Linked DNA regions of Mus musculus: region 2 is linked to region 1. A link is a loop called in an ENCODE intact Hi-C map of the cell type or tissue named here. Cell type or tissue: left cerebral cortex. All regions are shown on one strand.

Region 1 (4,000 bases):
TCTGTCAGGGGCACATTTAGCCCTCGGCCCCGGCTTGTCCCTGGTGCTACAGGCCAATCGCGGCTTCCTCCAGTCTGGGGGCCACAGACCCCGGGAGGTGCTTTTACAGACCGCTAATAAAGACGATCTTCCTGAACGCCAGCAAGACCCTTTGGTCCAGTTTTGGGGGCTGGGAAGTGGGGAGGAAGAAGGAGGGGTCACTACATAACTACTGAGGAGGAAGGGGGAAAGTGTGTGTGTGTGTGTGTGTGTGTGTGTGTGTGTGTGTATGTGTGTGTGTGTGTGTGCGCGCGCCTGCAGCCTGGGAGGAATGGGGTGTGTGAATGGCCACTTCGAAGTCAGGGAGAAGGAGGAGGTGGGGGATGGGTGGCTACATAGAGGGCTACTGCAGTCTAGGAGGAAGGAGGCACCACCTTTATTTCTCAACAGAAGGCAGGGTAGATGTGTGTGGCTCACAGCTGGGTCCAGGGCTCCGTCTCTGGCTCACCTGCTCACCTCAGCTGGCTCTGGCTGGATATCTCATTAGGCCCCTTTCTGGAAGTTCCTGAGGAGTATGGAGATCAGATGAGGAGGGACACATAGGAGACTTGGGTCCTCTGGAAGGGGTAGGGCGAGGACACAGAGACACAACTCACACATGCAAGCAGAACTGGAAAAGCAGGAAGAAGAAGGCCACCACTAATGTCCCCACCAGGATGTTCTGGAAGAGCCCAGGACTGGAATCTGCCAGACAATGAACAACAGCGTCCTTCCAGACCCCGCCAGGAGGAAGACCCCTCTATCAAGCTGATTCATACCTGTCTTAACGAACGTTATAGGCTTCTCTCCAATAAACCGGGCCACAGCAAGAAGGCTAGCTCGGTCTGAGTCTGGATAATCAAAGAAAAGCCTGTTTACAACTTGCTGGGGTCTGGCTCCTGAAACCGAGGGCCGGGTTCCATCTCTTCTGGGGGCTAAAAACCAAAGCAGAGTCTGTGACAAGAGCCCAAGGGCCATCATGCCCACCAATGAGGCCAGGCAAACCCAGAGCTCTGATTGTTTTGTCCCAGGGCTGGCTGAGCTCCCATCAGAAGCCCACCATGTCTGAGATGGGGGGGAAAGGTTTGGACTGAAGGTTTGGGCTATAGAGCAACACTTTGTCTCAAGACAAAGTAAAATGAGACAAAAGGGAGGAAGAAGGAAAAAAGAGAAAAGGAAGAAAGAAGGGGAAAGGAAGGGGGGGGTGGGGAAACTAAGGCCTGGGGCTGGGCCATCCTCCTCCCTCCTGCCCACAATGAAGTTTACTCCCTTTCTCTAGCCTCCCTTATTCCTACTATTCCTGAACTCAGTTCCCCACCTGTTTCTATGGTCCCCAGCTCAGCCATCAACATCCACACCCCTACGGCTACCCACAGCCACAGCTTCATAACCCCCCACGACTATGAATGAGTAGGATTCTATGATGTCACAGCCCAGAGCCATTCCGCTAGCCCGACTATGAGGTGCTTCTAGCTCCTGATGCAGAAGAGCCCCCATTGAGCCCCAAGGATGACACTGACCATAACAGCAACAGTGGTGAGGGGTCTTGGGGTGTAGGCCAGGGGTACAGCTTTTGCTCAGAGTGCACAAGGCCTTCAGTTCTATTACAGAACCAGTCAGTTCTGTGGTGTTCCAGAACTTAGCTAGGTCTAGGAGACATGTGTTTGCATAACCGCTCTACTGGGGAGGTGAGGAGGGCTACACATCTCCAGTTGTTCTTCGGATCAAATAAAACTCCTTTACTGATTGCTTAGTAAAATGCCAAGCAAGTTACACAGATTGGCTCGTGGCATTGGCAGAAGCCCTAAGAGGGAGGCCCAAACCAGTGTGCAGGGGGACGAGGAACGCTGACACAACGCTTCCCAAGGCTGTGCATTCTTCTATGGGGGGAGGGTCCTCTTCCCTTTCTGAACCCCAGGTTCGTGGGTTTGCACCCATCCATCTCCAGGCTTGGTTTTAGCGCTCAGTAGAGATGGAAGCGCACGGTGAGGCACAAGAGAAATAGCCAACTTTTCCACCAGGTGGCAGCAGTGTTGGTCCGACGGTGCCACCATCTCTTCTACAGGTTACAGGCAGGCAGGCAGGCTCCTCTCTTGGGACTGGCTGTCACCGGGAGGCGGGGAGGCGAAGAGGGCTGAGGGTGTTGTCAACAGACGAACTCCCCAGGCTCATTCCAAGGCTAATCTCTCGGCCATTCAAAGATCCTAGTCTACTCGCCTCACCGTGACTCAGTTTCCCTTTTGGTGGTATTGGTGGCATGTGAACCTCACCGTCCACCACCCGACCCCTGTTTCTTTTCTCTAGTTCCCTCAGTCCTCCCCGTGTCACTTCCTAATTGCGACCTGCACTCCGGAGGCCCCACCTCGAGTTGGAAGAGACAGCTTGCCTCTGATTGGCAGTTAGGCCTGTCTATCACAAACGAACTCCAGCCCACCCGGGCCAAGGACATTTCAGGGTCTCCTTGATTCTATCCGTGCTTGTTTTACAGCCTCTTGGCTACTCTGTTACTCCACTTGCCCTGAAGGTGGCTCCTCATTAAAGGATCCTCTCTCGGGCCAGGAGATCACAGAGACCTGCCTCTGTCTCCCAAATGATGCTGGGATTAAAGGAGTGTGCTTCTACATCAGAATTAGCTTTCTCCTCCTCCTCCTCCTCCTCCTCCTCCTCCTCCTCCTCCTCCTCCTCTTCAGTTAATCACAGCTATTGAGAATCTAAGAGTGCCACAGCTATGCCTGGAAGACATTTCCACAACATTCCAACCCTTCCGCCTGATCTTTTCTGTCCTCTCTCTCTAGCTTCACTCTCACACATTACATCCTGACCATTTCTCCTCCCTTCACTCCTCCCAGTCCCCCTGCTACTGTGTCTCATCTCCCCCAGAAGAACTCCAACTGTATCCCCTTAAAAGAGAGAGAGAGAGAGAGAGAGAGAGAGAGAGAGAGAGAGAGAGGAGCTGGCCTCCCAGGGATACTCATCGAACATGGCCTAACAAGATACAATAAGCCTCCTATCAAGGTTGGATGAAGCAGCCCAGTAGGAGGAAAAGAGTCCCAAGTGCAGGCAAGAGAGTCAGAGGCAGCTGCCACAGTGGTGCGAATCCCATAAGAACATCAAGTGACACAACCATAACACCCATGCAGAGGACCTAGCACAGACCTATGGAGGCTCCCTAATTTTCGTCACAGTCTCTGTGAGCTCCTATGTGCCCTGATTGTCATCTCAGTCTCTGTGAGCTCCTATGTGCCCTGATTGTCATCGCAGTCTCTGTGACTTCCTATGTGCCCTGCTTAGCTGATGGGCTGTGGCTGTGTTCTGTGGGCTGTGTTCTTGTGGTATCCTTGAGCACACTGGCTCCTACAATCCTTCCTCCCCCTCTTCTGCAGGGTTCCCCTGGCTCTGCCTAGTGTTTGGCTGAGGGTCTCTGCACCTGTTCCCATCAATTGCTGGATGAAGCCTCTCTGATGACAGTTGGGCTAGGCACCAATTTATGAGTACAGCAGAATATCATTAGGAATCATTTCACACACACACACACACACACACACACACACACACACACACACACACACACAGTGCTTGGTTCTATCCTGAGTCTCTGGGCTGTCATGCCCCTGGTTCCTAGTCATTCACATAGCGTCAGGCATGGGCTCTGTCTTGTAGCATGGGCCATAAATCGGACCAGTCATGGGTTGGCCACTCCCACAAGTTCTGCACCACAATTACGCCAGCTTGTCTTGCAGGCAGGACAGATTGTAGGTTGAAGGTTTTGTGATTGGGTTGGTGCCCCAGCCCCACTGCTGGGAGCCTTGCCTGGTTATAGTCAGTTTAGATTCCATATCCCCCACTACTAGGAGACCACTCTTAGAGATTCAGAGGAGTTTCCATTGCACGTTCCCCATTCCAGTCATTTCTCTCAGTACTCTCCCCTTCCGTCTCCTCCCTCCTCACGCCTGATCACTCCTGTTCCCATCCCCACCTGCCC
Region 2 (4,000 bases), 350 kb after region 1:
GTGCCTGAGGAGGCCAGCAGGAGGCATCAGATCTCCTGGACCTAATGTGCTATGTACTGCTGTGCCTGATGGTGCTGGAAATCAAGCCAAAGTCCACAGGAAGCGCAGCCGGTGCTATACAGCTGCAACCACAGCAGTTCTAATCAGTTAGTCGGTCTTTGCGGACACAGTTTCTTTCCCAGAATTCTCACTCATATCCTGGACAACTGTCCTGTGGACATTCTCCCCTGTGGGATGAACTTAGACCTGGGCTGGTGAGTCTCTAAACTGACTTCTCCTGAGACAAATTCTAAACAAGCTTATGCTGCAGACACCGTAGAGCACTGGGGCTGATAGGAAATGCTCTTTCTCATAGGCTGACCTGAGAAGGTGAGACCTGACAGAGAAAGGGAGCCAGCCATGGGGGATTAGGAAGAAGGGACTTCTGGAGGAAAACATCTCCAATTCACAGCTCCTAAAATGAATCAGGCTTGGAATGTCCTGGGAAAGCCATCTCTCCAGCCCCTAGCTGGGCACTTAATAGGCTGGTTCCTTATGACCTTTTTTAGATTGTTATTTTGCCTTCCTCCTCTAAATGACTTCCTAAACCTGATCTGAACAAGGACACCAACAGACATGCTAATGTGGATGAAGGAGCGCTCAGGAGACCTCAACCCTAGACAAAGAACAGTAAGGATGCAGAGAGCAGAGCAACAGCCTTACCCTGGGTAGAGCACAACTGGTTATCCAGTCCCAAATGGTCAGCCTTGAAAACATACACACAAGTAATGTGTACAGACTGAGTGGGTTATATTTATGTATTTAGGAATATCTGTTATATACATAACAAGAATTACAGGAAAACACAGCCATGAATTTGAAAGAGAGCAAGGGGAGGGTATGTGGGGGAATTTGGAGAGAGGAAACAAAAAGGAGAAATGATGTAATTGTATTGTAATCTCAAAAAATGTGAAAAAATAACCCAATGCTAGTATTTTATGTTATTAATACTTCCTGAACAAAGGACTTCTCTAGTTAACCGGGGGGGGGGGGGGGGGGAGGAAGGAGCAGACACCATGGAAAACCCCTTCATTCTTGTCATCTTCCTCAAATAGACTTTTTTGTTGATAGATGATAATATTCTAGCTAAGGTCGGATCATGAACAAGGCCTTGAGTTCCATGTGTAACACTGGTAAAAGGGGGGTGGTGGTGGGGGGTTGAATTTCCTGATTTAGGCTGAAAGGATGACACCTGCCTGTAATGGAAGCCAGCCATGTCTCAAACAACAGAGAAACTGAAATAGGTCTATGCCTCTTGCTGCATAACTATTGGCCCAAGCAACCCCTAGATCCACCCCCTTTCTTCAGTTACCCTGTCATTCCCTCAGGAAGCACCCTGCAGGTCCTACGCTCCAACTACTAAGAGGGTGACATTTCTCCTCATCACCAGAACAGATGTGCGTGAAAAGTGTACAGATGTGTCTAAGTGCACATTAATAGGTCTACATACATGAGCACTAGGGAAATTTCTGGAACAATCCTGTCAAGAGAGTTGGCTCAGTGGTTAAGAGTTCTTGTTCTTACAGAGGACCCAAGTTGGATGCCTAGAACTTACATGGCAGTTCACAGTTGGCTGTATCTCCAGGGCCTATAGTCCACTCCACAGACTTCATACCCCCAGGAGGGAGGGGGTCAAAAGCTCCGCATCTAGATGGACCCAGAAGAGTCGGTGGCAGAGGGGCTCCAGCCAAGTCTACCATAGTGGTCACATCCAGTCTCCCAAAACTGCCTTGCTCCCTCCATCTGTCTCTAGCATACACTGCATGAGTATTCACAGAGAATAGAGCCCCCTGCTGACCTCCAGAGAGAACTTCAGAGATGTCAGTGGGAAACCCAAGGATTCCTCCAAGCCCATGTCAGCTGTCACTGACTGAGGATACAACTTGGGGACAGGGTTGAACACGGAAGATTACATTTTAAAGTAACAACAAACTTGACAGGTCAAGCCTGGTAACTTACACCTTTAATCTCAGCACTCAAAAGGAGGCAGGTGAATCTCTGTGAGTTCAAGGCCAGCCTGGTTTACACAGCAAGTTCTAGGTCAACCAAGGCTAGTGAAACCTTGTCTCAAAAACAAACAAACAAACAAACAAACACCCAACCAACCAAAACAGTAACAAATGCCAGGCATAGATTTGCAGGCCTTTAATCCAGCACTTAAGAGGTAGAGGCAGGTGGATCTCTGAGTCTGAGGCCTGCTTGGTCTACAGGGCAAGTTTCAGGACAGCCAGGGCCACACAGAAAAAGCATGTCTCAATAAATAAATAAATAAATGGGAAAACAACAACAAAAAGCACGGGAGTGACTGTGACTGAAACTGCCTTGTCACCAGCTTGTCTGGGTCAATCCATGCAGAGGGCGAGTTCGCCTGTGGAGAGACACAGCCTAAAGAGTGGGCTTTGTCTCGGACTGTCCTGAAAATGTCCTGGAGGTCATTCATGTTTCTCTAGGAGCTTGCCTGGCCTCTTTACTGGTCCTGCTCTATGTTTAGGGATAAATATTCCCACACCCTTACCCTTGTCCATGACATTGAGTCACTCACATACACAGGGCTACAGCCCAGGATCCAGCCGGCAGCTGTGTAACAGGTTATACACTATTTAGGTCTGTGCAGTAACACCCTATACTGTTGGCATAGCAACTGTATAAATGGAAAAAGCAATCACCTAGTAACCTGTTGCTCAGATGGCGCCCCCACTCTCTCTCTTTTACTTTGTGTGTGTGTGTGCTTTGTCTGTAACGTATGTCTGTGTTGTACATGTATGCCTGCTGCCTGGGGAGGCCAGGTTACTTGTGCCCAGAGCCAAAGTTATGGATGGCTGTGAACCTGTATGTGAGTGCAGGAATTGAACTCAGACCCTCTCTAAGGTCATCCAGGGCTCTAACCATTGCACCAACTCTCCAGCCCCTGACACCTCCTATTCTCTTTTTTGTTTTGTTTTTTGAGACAGGGTTTTTCTGTGTAGCCTTGGCTGTCTTGGAACTCACTTTGTAGACCAGGCTGGCCTCGAACTCAGAAATCTGCCTGCCTCTGCCTCCCAAGTGCTGGGATTAAAAGTGTGCGCCACCACGCCTGGCTACACCTCCTATTCTCAAGCACCATGTGATGGTAGAAATTGGACAGGGTTGCAGGTGCAGCTTGCCTGTTGCCTCAGTATGCTGAAGGTCCTGGGCTTCCCAGCAGGGGAAGAATCAGGTTGGGGCTGAGAGGGACAGACATGAATCAAAACAGGAGGTACTGGTTTTGTTTTTTTTTTTTTTTTTTTTTTTTGGGTTTTTCGAGACAGGGTTTCTCTGTGTAGCCCTGGCTGTCCTGGCACTCACTTTGTAGACCAGGCTGGCCTCGAACTCAGAAATCCGCCTACCTCTGCCTCCCGAGTGCTGGGATTAAAGGCGTGCGCCACCACACCCAGCTGAGGTACTGGTTTTTAAACCTGAAAAGAAACTGCAGGGTGCACGCTTAAATCCCAGCACTCAGAGCCAGGCAGATCTCTGTAAGTTCCAGGAGCGGGCTGGGGTGTGTTACAGCAAAGTGTTTCCCCAGCATCCATAGAGCCCTGAGTACCTCAGTACCACATAAACTGAGTGTAATAACACACGCCTGTAAACTCGGTATCTGAAGATGGACCTAAGAGGAACGCAAGCTGGAGCCCAGTCTAGGAGACATAAACTTGTCTCAGAAAAGAAGAGGAAAGAGAAGTTACTGCCTGAGAACACTTAACAGCAGCATCTGACCATGCCTTGTGTCTGGGATATAAAAATGTCTCTCATATCTCAGTGAGAGGAAGATAACCTAATTCTAAGAATTATAGTTAATTTGAGACACAGCCATGTCTCTCATGCTACACCCCAGTCCAGACTTGAACTCATGAGCCTCCTCTTGCTTCAATCTGAGCACCTGGATTATAAGCATATGTCGCCAGTCCCAACTACAGCTTTTAAAAAATGGGCAAAAATATAA

What was found. Hi-C counts contacts between places; a loop is a spot of excess contacts. Peaks named below come from ENCODE experiments on the same cell type or tissue, not always from the same donor. Only the 100,000 strongest peaks of a DNase experiment are listed, where the experiment ranks them.
Region 2: it touches region 1 in a loop (2.3-fold over the local background); 2 of 42 quality-filtered maps call a loop at or near these places.

Annotation. Positions count from the first base shown.
Region 1 is chr7:126,830,075-126,834,074 of GRCm38, forward strand. It overlaps Tlcd3b (TLC domain containing 3B), which reads left to right. Exons shown (of 5, transcript NM_029978.1): 5 at 1-145. 4930451I11Rik (RIKEN cDNA 4930451I11 gene) reads right to left here and starts at 1,422. Exons shown (of 4, transcript NM_183131.3): 1 at 1,337-1,422; 2 at 798-953; 3 at 636-723; 4 at 400-544. The coding sequence starts at 1,406. The coding sequence ends at 523. In left cerebral cortex, a CTCF peak has its summit at 2,026 (motif pointing right); DNase peaks (open chromatin) are centred at 2,044 and 2,364.
Region 2 is chr7:127,184,009-127,188,008 of GRCm38, forward strand. No RefSeq gene overlaps it. Among named protein-coding and RNA genes, the nearest start is that of Cd2bp2, 10 kb to the right of the region's middle. In left cerebral cortex, CTCF peaks have their summits at 20 (motif pointing right) and 1,843 (motif pointing left); a DNase peak (open chromatin) is centred at 1,816.